Linked DNA regions of Homo sapiens: region 1 is linked to region 2. A link is a loop called in an ENCODE intact Hi-C map of the cell type or tissue named here. Cell type or tissue: sigmoid colon. All regions are shown on one strand. Links, peaks and the distances in the headings refer to the core of each region. The heading gives the core; the rest is flanking DNA.

Evidence for each region. A loop is a pair of places that touch in the nucleus more often than their neighbours do. Peaks named below come from ENCODE experiments on the same cell type or tissue, not always from the same donor. Only the 100,000 strongest peaks of a DNase experiment are listed, where the experiment ranks them.
Region 1: a loop joins it to region 2, with 3 times the contacts of the local background. A loop is called at or near these places in 75 of 110 quality-filtered maps.

Annotation. Positions count from the first base shown.
Region 1 is chrX:37,931,844-37,937,227 of GRCh38, forward strand. It overlaps a transcript of SYTL5 not described here. Among named protein-coding and RNA genes, the nearest start is that of H2AP, 56 kb to the right of the region's middle. In sigmoid colon, for the core only: no CTCF peak of the experiment used is centred there; no DNase peak of the experiment used is centred there.
Region 2 is chrX:38,172,748-38,178,131 of GRCh38, forward strand. SRPX (sushi repeat containing protein X-linked) reads right to left here. Exons shown (of 10, transcript NM_006307.5): 3 at 1,413-1,604. Among named protein-coding and RNA genes, the nearest start is that of SRPX, 45 kb to the right of the region's middle. In sigmoid colon, for the core only: no CTCF peak of the experiment used is centred there; no DNase peak of the experiment used is centred there.

The sequences.
Region 1 (5,384 bases), core at 304-5,303, 240 kb before region 2:
ATTTGAGTTGACTAAATATTAATTAAAGGTTTTCTAGTCAGTGGCTAATAGTTTAAGGAGTTCAGTCTGCTCAATTTGAGTTGACTAAATATTAATTAAAGGTTTTCTAGTCAGTCACTGTTAAAATTTAGTGTGTATAGAAATAGAATAATAGGATTTGCAAACTGGTCTTAAAGACTTATAGGAAAGCTAGCTTGTTAAATGTTGTTTTAGTAATTGAATATTATTTTTAAAAGTAAATTTTAAGAATTAAAAAAATAAAGTAACAATACTGATTATTTCTGAATTAAAAAACTGTGCAAGGACTTAGGAATCCTCATACTGTCCACACGAAGTCTGTATGATGCACATATCGAGGGGCATGGAGCAGTAAACAGCTGAGTCCCAGAGAAGGAGCGAGGAGACATTATTTACTGGGATTGCTGTCACTGTGGAGAATGATGATGGTGTAACACAGGAAATGTAGGGGTTGGGGTAAAATGGAGGGGGAGCCATCTTTACTTTAAAGAGATGGGTAAACCTTTTCATGTCTTCAAAACTGAAATTGACTTCTGTCTCTCCAAAAACCCCATGATGAGTCAAGACAGAGTTGAGGAGAGAGAATAAAGGAATATTTAGGAGGAATTATGGTAGCATTCCTTTTATAAATCAATTGAAAAGGAGAACAAATAAACAATTTTCAAAGGCTTAATGATAAAGGTACCCACTGAGGGTGTTGGAATAGCAGTAATGGCAGTCACAATGACTCTGGTTTTCATCAGAGCAGAATCTCCTGTTTCTGGCTTTAATTATCTACCATTTTGGCTATATTGTCACATAACAACCACCTCAAAAACTAGTGGCTAAAAATAATTATTTTATTTTGTTCACAATTTTGTGGGCAAAGAATTTGAGAAGGGCTCAGCAGGACAAATTTCTGGTTCAGATTGTATGAGCTAGAAAAGATGGGACTGCGAGGTTAGCTTCCAAGAAGAATTTTTTTACCCACATGCCTAGTACCTTAGTGCTCTTTGATCTCTCACTCTCTACATGTTGTATCATTCTTCAGAGCCTCTACGTGTAGCTTGAGATTCTCACAGCATGATGGTCTCGGGGTAGTTGCCCTTCTTACAGGATGGCTGGCTTCCAAGAGGCAGAAAGTAGGAGTTGCCAGGGCAGTTATGGCCTACAAGTGGAACTGGAGTAGCATTACTTCCACTGACTCAGTTGGTCAAAGCACTCACAAGGCCTGCACAGATTTAAAGGAGGTGGCGATATAGACTCCACTTTTTAATGGTGCAGTGTCAATGTCACATTGAGTGAAAATGGCAGAGTAAGGACCTCTGAAAATTCACTCCTACATAAAAATAATAAGAACACTGAAAAATGGTCAGAATCAACATTTTCAGAACTCTGGAAATTAACCAAAGGGTTGCGCTAATCTGGGGAGCATTTATTCAAGAACAATGGCTAAAACTCATTAAGAACTGCAAAAATTTCTGGCATTTTAACTTTCCATATTCCCATCCCCCTCTCTTCAGCCCCATGGTAGCCTTAAAAAAACCAATAGCCTACAATCAGTGAAAACCAGCATCCTGACAGCCACCGGAAAGGGTAGAACAGAGTTGAAGCACTCTGCAACATTCCAGAGAATTATCATTATTTGACCTGTCTGTGGTTCCCTGAAAGATCACTCTCAAAGCTGTCTTTATTTTACCTGACTTGGAGCTTGCTCAGTATGTAAAGCTTTTTCTTCAGAGAATTTGTCAAAAACAACAGAGGCAATTGTTGAACCTTGAAGCTGCCTGAGGTGGTACATAGATTGCAATTGAGGTAGACAATAGGCTAAACAAAAAACTTAAATGGAATAACTGGAAAATGAAATGTCCATGGGGGCTTCAAAAATTGTAACATGTTTCTGGAAATCTGGAGGGCCATGCACATATATAGGGCTCTTTGCATGCTCAAGAAAAACCTGAGAAGTCTCTAACTTTTTATGTCTGACTAACCTCAAGGTGCTCTGCAAATAGGAAGTAAAGGCTAAGTTGGAGTTGTAAACTCTCTGCCTGAGTGTTGAGGGGGTGCCTCAACATGCACTCAGAGACCCTCAACAAAGACTAGGAGACTTATTGGTTTCAGACATGTAAGGAAATCTCAATCTAATCATTAGCTAACAGAGTAGAGACTCCACTGGCCACACATGACAAGAAATACAGATTTCACTGAATTAGTTTAGAAAAGTCACTAAGCAATCAAGAAACCCTGGGGAGGTAGGAGAAATTGATTTCCAGAGTTACCACATTATATTATTTTAAATGTCCACTTTTAAATTACGAGGCATGCAAAAGAACAAGAAACTATGGCGTATCCACAGGAAAAATGAGTCAATAGAAACTATCTTTGAGGAAGACCAGTTGCTGAGGTTACTGACTTGAAATCAGCTATTTTATAAAGAGCTGAAGGAAACCACATCTAAAGAACTAAGGAAAAGCATAGAACAATGTCTTACAAGTACAGAACAGAACATCAATAAAGAGATAAAGTATTTAAAAAGAAACTTGCAAGTTGAAAAGTTCAATAACTAAAATAAAACTTTCAGTCGAGGTGTTCAACAGATTTGGGCAAGCAGAAGAAAGAATTAGTGGACTTGATAATAGACTGATTGAGATAATCTAATCTGAGGAGCAGAAAAAAAAAAGAAAAACATAGCCTAAGAGACCTGTGGGACACCAGCAGGCATACTAGCATATTCATAATGGGAGTCCTAATAGGAGAAGAGAGAGAAAAGACAGCAGAAATAATATTTCTTTTTTTTTTCTTTTTTTTTTTTGAGATGGAGTCTTGATCTGTTGCCCAGGCTGGAGTGCAGTGGCACGATCTTGGCTTATGCAACCTCTGCTTCCTGAGTTCAAGTGATTCTCCTGCCTCAACCTCCCAAGTTGCTGGGACTACAGGCACCCGCCACCACACCCTGTTAATTTTTGTATTTTTAGTAGAGGTGGGGTTTCACCATGTTGGCCAGGCTGGTCTCAAACTCCTGACCTCAAGTGATCAGCCTGCCTTGGCCTCCCTAAGTGTTGGGATTACAGGCGTGAGCCACAGCGCCTGGCCGAATGCTTCAAAATAAAATGGCCAAAAACTTCACAAATTCAATAAAAGATATGAATCTACACATTCGAGAATCCCTATGAATTCCAAGTTGGATAAACTCAAAGAGATCTACATTTAGACAAACAATAATCAAACTGTCATCATGAAGAGAAACCTTTGAAAGCAGCAATATCATCACAGATCAGGAATCTCCAATAAGATTAGCAGCAGGTTTCTTATCACAAACCAAGGAGGACAGAAGGCAAAGTGTTGATATATTTGAAGTGCTAAAAGAAAGAGACTGTCAACTAAGACACTAAGACTTCTATATCTATCAAAACTATCATTCAAAAGTGAAGGAGAATTTAAGGCATTCCGGATAAATAAAAACAGACAGAATTTGTCACTAGCAGACCTGTCCAACAGGAAAAATTAGAGAGTCTTTCAGGCTAAAATGAAAGGACACCAAACTGCTACTCAAAACCATGTAAAGAAATAAAGAACCCAGGTAAAGATAACTACATAGTTAAACATATATAAAGTATAGCATAAATTTATTTTTTCTTTTTAACTGTTTTTTCTCCTCTTTGATTTAAAAGGCAATTTCATAAGGCAATAATTGTATGTCTGTATTGATGGGCATGCAATGTTTAATGCTTTAATTTTTATGACAATATCTACACAAATAAGGGTGCATAGAATGGAGATAAATTGGAGCAGTGTTTTTTGTATTATGTTGTAATTAAATTGGCATGAATTTGAGCCAGTTTGTTTTAAGTTAAGATGTTAATTGTCATTGCCAGGGCAACTACTAAGAAAATATCTTAAAAAAATACAGTAAAAGAAATGACAAGAGAATTAAAAGGTACACCAGAAAGTATCTTTTTAACACAAAATAAGGCAATAATGGATGACTAAAAGAACAAAAAGGCATAAGGCATATAAAAAATAAATTTCAAAATGGCAGACACAAATCCTGCTTGACGAGTAATCGCATTAAATATAAGTGAATTAAACAGCATAACGGATTTTTAAAAATGATACAACTGTATCCTGGCCACAAGAGACATACTTTAGATTCAAAGTCACAAATATGTCGAAAGTTAAAAATGGAAAAAGATATACCATGCAAATAGTAATCAAAAGAGAGCTGGAGAGGCTATTCTAATATCAGACAAAATAGACTTTAAGACAAAATTGTTGCTAGAGATAAAGGAATACATTTAATAATAAACAGTGTCAATCCAACAAGAAGATATGAAAATTATAAACATATATGCACCCACGAAGAGAACATCAAAACACATGAAGCAAAAATTGACAGAAAAACGTATGTGATGGGAGATATTGTTGTGGCCATCTTTAGAAAATATAATCTGCCACATGCACTAGAAAAATTACACTATGTTTAGTATTCACATTATCTTGTTCTAGTAACTCTCATTTAGATATCTGTTATAGAAATTAATGGACTGATTATCCCTCAAATCTCAAGATCATTTATTAAGACTTCACATTAGCATCCAGAGGCTGAGGAGGCTGAGGAGTTCATATGATACAGCTCATATAATTTTAAAAAGAAAGTATCCTTTTATCTAGGCTTTTCATCTTTTATATATAAGCCTGCCTTCCCCTAGAGGTCTAGATATAATGTATTGATAGCCAGCTATTGAGGACTGTAGGTGATTCACTCACCTCCGACTTCTAGAGGCAAATTCTTATGGTCAACCAGGAAGCTGAGGCTTCCTTCATTGAACATTTAGAATGCGGTTATTCACCCAACAGTTGATATAGTCCATGTCATACTCATAAATTGTTCCCACAAGGGGACAGTATATATCAAAACAGACTAGGTGCAGTGGCTCACGCCTGTAATCCCAACACTTTGGGAGGCAGAGGAGAGCAGATCACCTGAGGTTGGGAGTTCGAGACCAGCCTGGCCAACATGGAGAAACCCTGTCTCTCTTAAAAAAAAAAAAATACAAAAATTAGCTGGGCGTAGTGGCAAGTGACTGTAATCTCAGGTACTTGGGAGGCTGAGGCAGGAGAATTGCTTGAACCCGGGAGGCGAAGGTTGCAGTGAACCGAGATCATGCCACTGCACTCCAGCCTGGGCAACAGAGCAAGACTGTCTCAAAAAAAAAAAAAAAAAGTACGTTGACAGATGTGGTAGGTACATTTTCTAGAAATTCTCCCCATGATTCCAGGTCCCAATCCCCAGGACCTGTGAAGGTAATTGGGTATGAAATTTGTGATTGAGTCTTGACTCATACATTGAGTCTTGTTACAGCTGTGTTACTTCATAACACAGTTGT
Region 2 (5,384 bases), core at 224-5,223:
TGGAGTGTGAATGACAGCTCATTCTGTCCTGCCCCCAGGCAAGGAAGCTGGGCTTTCATAATTCTTTATCAGTCAGTCATTGGGCAGCTACAGGCTGCTCACAGGAGATGCTTTCTCTTGTGAAAAGAGAACGAGAGTGAGAGAGTGAGAGAGAGAGAGAGCGAGTGGGATCAGTCCTCTGAAGGAGCAGTCTTCTGAATAAGGTTGAAGTTCCAAGTCTTTAAGAGCAAAGTACTCAGAAGCTGGGTACTGGATACATACAACTAGTAAAAGGCATCGAGGAGATCTGGGTAGAGCAGATTGTCCACTACAGTCACCCAGTTGCAGAGTCTGCATAGTCTCGATGACATGGCTGCAGCCTTGAAACCTCAGTTTCCCTGACAATGAAGTTAACATAATGGCACCCATATTGATAGTGTTACTGTAAAAATCAAATGTATGTGAAATTCTTGGCAAACCATAAGCGCTCAAAAAGTGGTGGCTGTTTTGAATACCAAAGACATCTAAAATGTGCTTCAACAATGCTGTACCACTTGCAATTTTCCAAATGAGGTATGACTTGTCATGAAGCTAAAAGCCAGCCCCTGAAATGCTGCTCCTCTAAGCTTCTCCCTTGAGGCACACTCACTTTCATAAATAAGCATCACTTCTTCTGTGACTCTTTCCTGCCTCCCTAAGCCCCACTCCTTGGGAGAACACTTTTTTTTTCTTTTTTTTTAAGAGATGGAGTCTTGCTCTGTCACCCAGGTTGGAGTGCAGTGGCACAATCTCGGCTCACTACAACCTCCGCCTCCCGGGTTCTAGCAATTCTCCTGCCTCAGCCTCCTGAGTAGCTGGGATTACAGATGCACGCTGCCACACCCAGCTAATTTTTTGTATTTTAGTAGAGATGGGGTTTCACCGTGTTGCTCAGGCTGGTGTCGAACTCCTGAGCTCAGGCAACCCACCCGCCTCGGCCTCCCAAAGTGCTGGGATTACAGGCATGAGCCACTGCGCCCAGCCAGGAGAACTCTTCTTTAATCTGCTACCATATGTCCCTGACTTTGTACCCTTCTTGTACTTATCTCCCAGTTGACACCTCTGCCTTACTAAAGCCTCTTCATGGCAGGACCCATGTGCGTCTTATTTGTTTCTAAATCCCCAACACCTCTTCAGGATCCAGCACTAACTGAACAAATGTAACTCATTTTCTGAACAATGATCTTCTCTCCCCTTTTCTCAAACAGCTGATCATATCATTCTCTCTGAGAGGAGCCAACTCACTTCCACCATATCTTAGAATCCCCCTGGTGTCCCCCTGATCATAAGGAGAATTTTTCTCATCAATATTCAGTGAAAATCCTCAATCTCAGAGCAAAAGAACTTTGGCTCTGGTCATCCCTGAGGACCCAACACAGAGCTGGCCTACTCACGTTTGCAGATGACCTTGTCAGACCATCGTTTGTTTGACTGGCAGATCAGTAGGGAAGAGCCATGCAGCTCGTAGCCCTTCTGGCAGCGAATGTCGCACCTGGTTCCCAGGGCTGTTTTGTAGTATCCTCCTTGAGGGGCCCTGCAGTACACATCCCCATACTTCACCTTGATGGGGGAGCACCACGGGGTATCTACAAGTAGCAGAAACAAAAGAGGAGATAAATATGAAATGACACTTTCAGAAAATGTGTCCCCTTACTCTTACTGTCCCAGGCTGGCTACATTCCAAATTTTGGACCTTCAATTAGTGCCCCATGTTTTCTTAGGTGTCTCCGGGTAGGGAGGTTATGATCATGGGACTAAGTGTCAGATATATCTGAACATGAATCTGAGTTCCTCTATAACTGACTGTGTGATCTTAGACAAGTTAGCTAACCTCTCTGAGTCAATATCTATACTTATGCCATAGTGCTGTTACAAGGACGAAATAAAAATTGCATATCAAGCATCTAGCACAGTACCTAGCATATATGTTCAATAAATGCTTGTTCTTTTTAGTATTTCCCTTAACTAGATACATAAGATTTTTTATTTTTATTTTTTAGATAATTCTTTCAAGGGCAACTGATGTCATACATAGCGGTAGGGATTCAATAATTGGTTAATTTGGATTTCGTCTGAGCCGTATGCACATTCTCTCTAAAATGTTGTAATACTGGCATTAATCTAAATGATGCTACAATTTCCAGGTGTTTGTAACAAGATATAAATTTCGCTTAAAGTCACAGAACAATTGCTCTCCATAGAGAAGTGTCCCCAGTTATGCCCCATTTACGTAACAGGGTGACACCCTCCCCAGATGGCAAAGTTGCAGGTGTTTTGATTTTGGTCTCATAGTTGCCCAAAGCACAGCTGGGATGAAATGAATAAATCAGAACCTCCCTGCTGTGCTTTTGAAATGTTCTCTTTGAGATCCATAAAATATAAGGGCAACACTAGCTCCTTGGTGGATAAGTTCCTACAGCAGCCACTGCCCCATTGTCCCACAATTGATGGGGAACAGTGAGGAGTTCCCTAAAGCCTGCCGGGCTCTCAATGCCATGAATAGGAGCCACTTCCCTGCAACTGCCTGGCTCATCACTCCAACCCAGCACCTGAGCTGTCAGTGAGTGAGGTAAGACCGCCATCATGTGGCCAGGAAGGAGGACAGACCCTGTTTTACTTTCCCAGGAATTCTCTTCTGAGGATATGCCTCCAACTGCTTCTCAGTTACAAAAACCAACAGTTCTGGCCACGTCTTATGCATAGACCACTGTTTTAGTTTTGCCTTCACATTTCCTTCAGCTAATACTTTCTCTTTTTTTTTTCTTTTTTAGAAACAGGGTCTCACTCTGTCACCCAGGCTGGAGTGTAGTGGCATGATCATTGCTCACTGCAGTCTCGGCCTCCTAGGCTCAAGTGATCCTCCTGTCTCAGCTTCCCAAGTAGCTGGAACTACAGGCACGCACCACCGTCCCTGGTCTGGCTAATACTTTCGTCATATCATGTTTTGCAGACAGCTGCAAGTGAGCCCTAAACTCAAGACTCAAGTAATCTTCCCTGGACTTTCTAGGTAAAGGTGATGTCCTAAAGGCTTAACCTAGAGCTGATTAAATTTAACCATGTGGATATAAACGTGTAGGAGCTCACACAAGGCCTAAAGAACTTCCTTGAATAAATTTTCCTTCCTCTAAGGGTTTTAATATAATCTGTATGTACTACATATATTTGTGATATACAGTACTCCCCCTTTGCCCACGGGGGATATTGGATGCCTGAAGCCTTGGATAGTACCTAACGCTATATATACTGTTTGTTTCTTACACAAACATACCTATGATGAAGTTTAATTTATAAATTAGGCATGATAAAAGATTAACAACAACTAATAATAATATAGAACAATTATAACAATATACTGTAATGAAAGTTAGGTGAATGTACTGTCTCTCTCTCAAAATATCTAATATTTTGGGGCTGCGGTTGACTGAAGGTAAATGGAACCTTGGAAAGTGAAACCGCAGATAAGGGGGAACTAATGTATGTATATATATGACCTGCATACTCATACATCACAAACTCACTCAATTAATATGAATATATGATGGTATTCCAAGCAAAAGAATCAAAAGCCATGCTTGCCACATACCAGGAGCACCGTAAATGTTGGTTACATTTAATTTTCTTTCTTATTTTACTTTAATTCAAAAACACTTACTCTGTGCTGGACATTGTGCAGGGGCCTCAGGATCTAAAACTAAACCCTCACTTAATAATGGCTTGTCTCTAGCTTTTAAAATTAAAAAAACTTGGCCAGGTGCAGTGGCTCACGCCTGTAATCCCAGCACTTTGGGAGGCCAAGGTGGGTGGATCACCTGAGGTTAGGAGTTCGAGACCAGCCTGGCCAACATAGTGAAACCCCTGTCTGTACTAAAAATGCAACATTAGCTGGGTGTGGTGGCGTGTGCCTGTAGTCCCAGCTACCTGGGAGGCTAAGATAGGAGAATCGCTTGAACCTGGGAGGCGGATGTTACAGTGAGCCAAGATCACGCCACTGCACTACAGCCTGGGTGACAGGGTGAGACTCCATCTCAAAAAATAATAATAAAAATAAATAAAACTTAAATTTTATTGTATGAAGCGCACAACATGATGCTTTGATATACTTATACATACTGAAATGATTGCTACCAGTAAGCAATTTAACTGACAATAGAAACAATGCCCTAAGAAAATTTATTCTTAAACATTCAGGGTAAGTTCTAGGGCAAGCACACATTTTGGCCATCTGGTCTACCTGTCACATTTGCAATGCTGTGAGGTGAAGATGGATGTGAAGAACAAGGACCTGAGGGCACTAGGCAACCCCTGCTGTAGATGTGAAGGGTCATCTGTGCATGCATGTGTTTTAGGAAGATTTTTCAACAAGGGACTCAAAGAAAAAAAAATCTAAACCCATAAATAGTTAAGAAGTTTTGCGAATTAGAACCTTTCCTTACCCCAAGCATCTGATTAACGTATTTGTGCTTTGCTTGATTGGTTAATTCCTGAGGCTATGGAGATAGAAACTATAGGTAGGAATGAGTATTTGCATTCAGATCTCACAAAAAAATGTGGTATGTGATGGGAAGCACACCTGCACATAAGCACCAGGCACCAGTCATTATATTGGAAATATTGTTCACTTGTGTAGAAAACAACTGAAGGACATCTCCAGTCAAAAGTTGTCCAGTCCTACCCTGATTCTCCTGTATCTGAGACACATCACAACAAACAAGGGCCATGTCCTCATCCCAGGAATTAGGACAAATTTCCAGGGCAAAATGCCGCAGTGAAACTTTGTTAACCATTTTTTTTTTTTTTTCAAATTCTTCCTCCACTGTAAGAGGAACTAGATTCAGAGAGAAAGCATCTCTAAATTTACCTTCATTTCTCCCAGGTTTCCCTAAGCTTCAGAGAAATGTTTCACCAGTAGAAATATTTGTGGACATACTTACCTGAGTCTGGACAGAAGGTTCTTGTTTAGGCTTTTTATACGTGCTGGGGAGTGGATTGCTGGGAATATGTAGAGATGGAGTTCTTTATCATTAAGTTTCATTTGAGCAACATACTTTAACATACCGTTTCAGAAGCCATGCTGGGCTCAGAAAGAGCACGATGAAATGAGCTTATGAAAATCAAGTTTTCTCCTTCCCCATTCATCTTAGTACATTATCAGCACTTGGTCCAGATTTGACCTTAGGTGGTTTACTCTGGATGATTCTGGCTGTAATGTATGAATTAGGCTTGATTTTCACTTTCATCAGCTACAGCTGCCTTTGCAGAAGTGAGGACAGTAAAGAAACTTATGAGAATAAAATGACCATTGGGATGCTGAAAGACAGCATTTCAGAGATTTCCAATGCATTTTGCTTTATTTCCTTTTTTAAAAA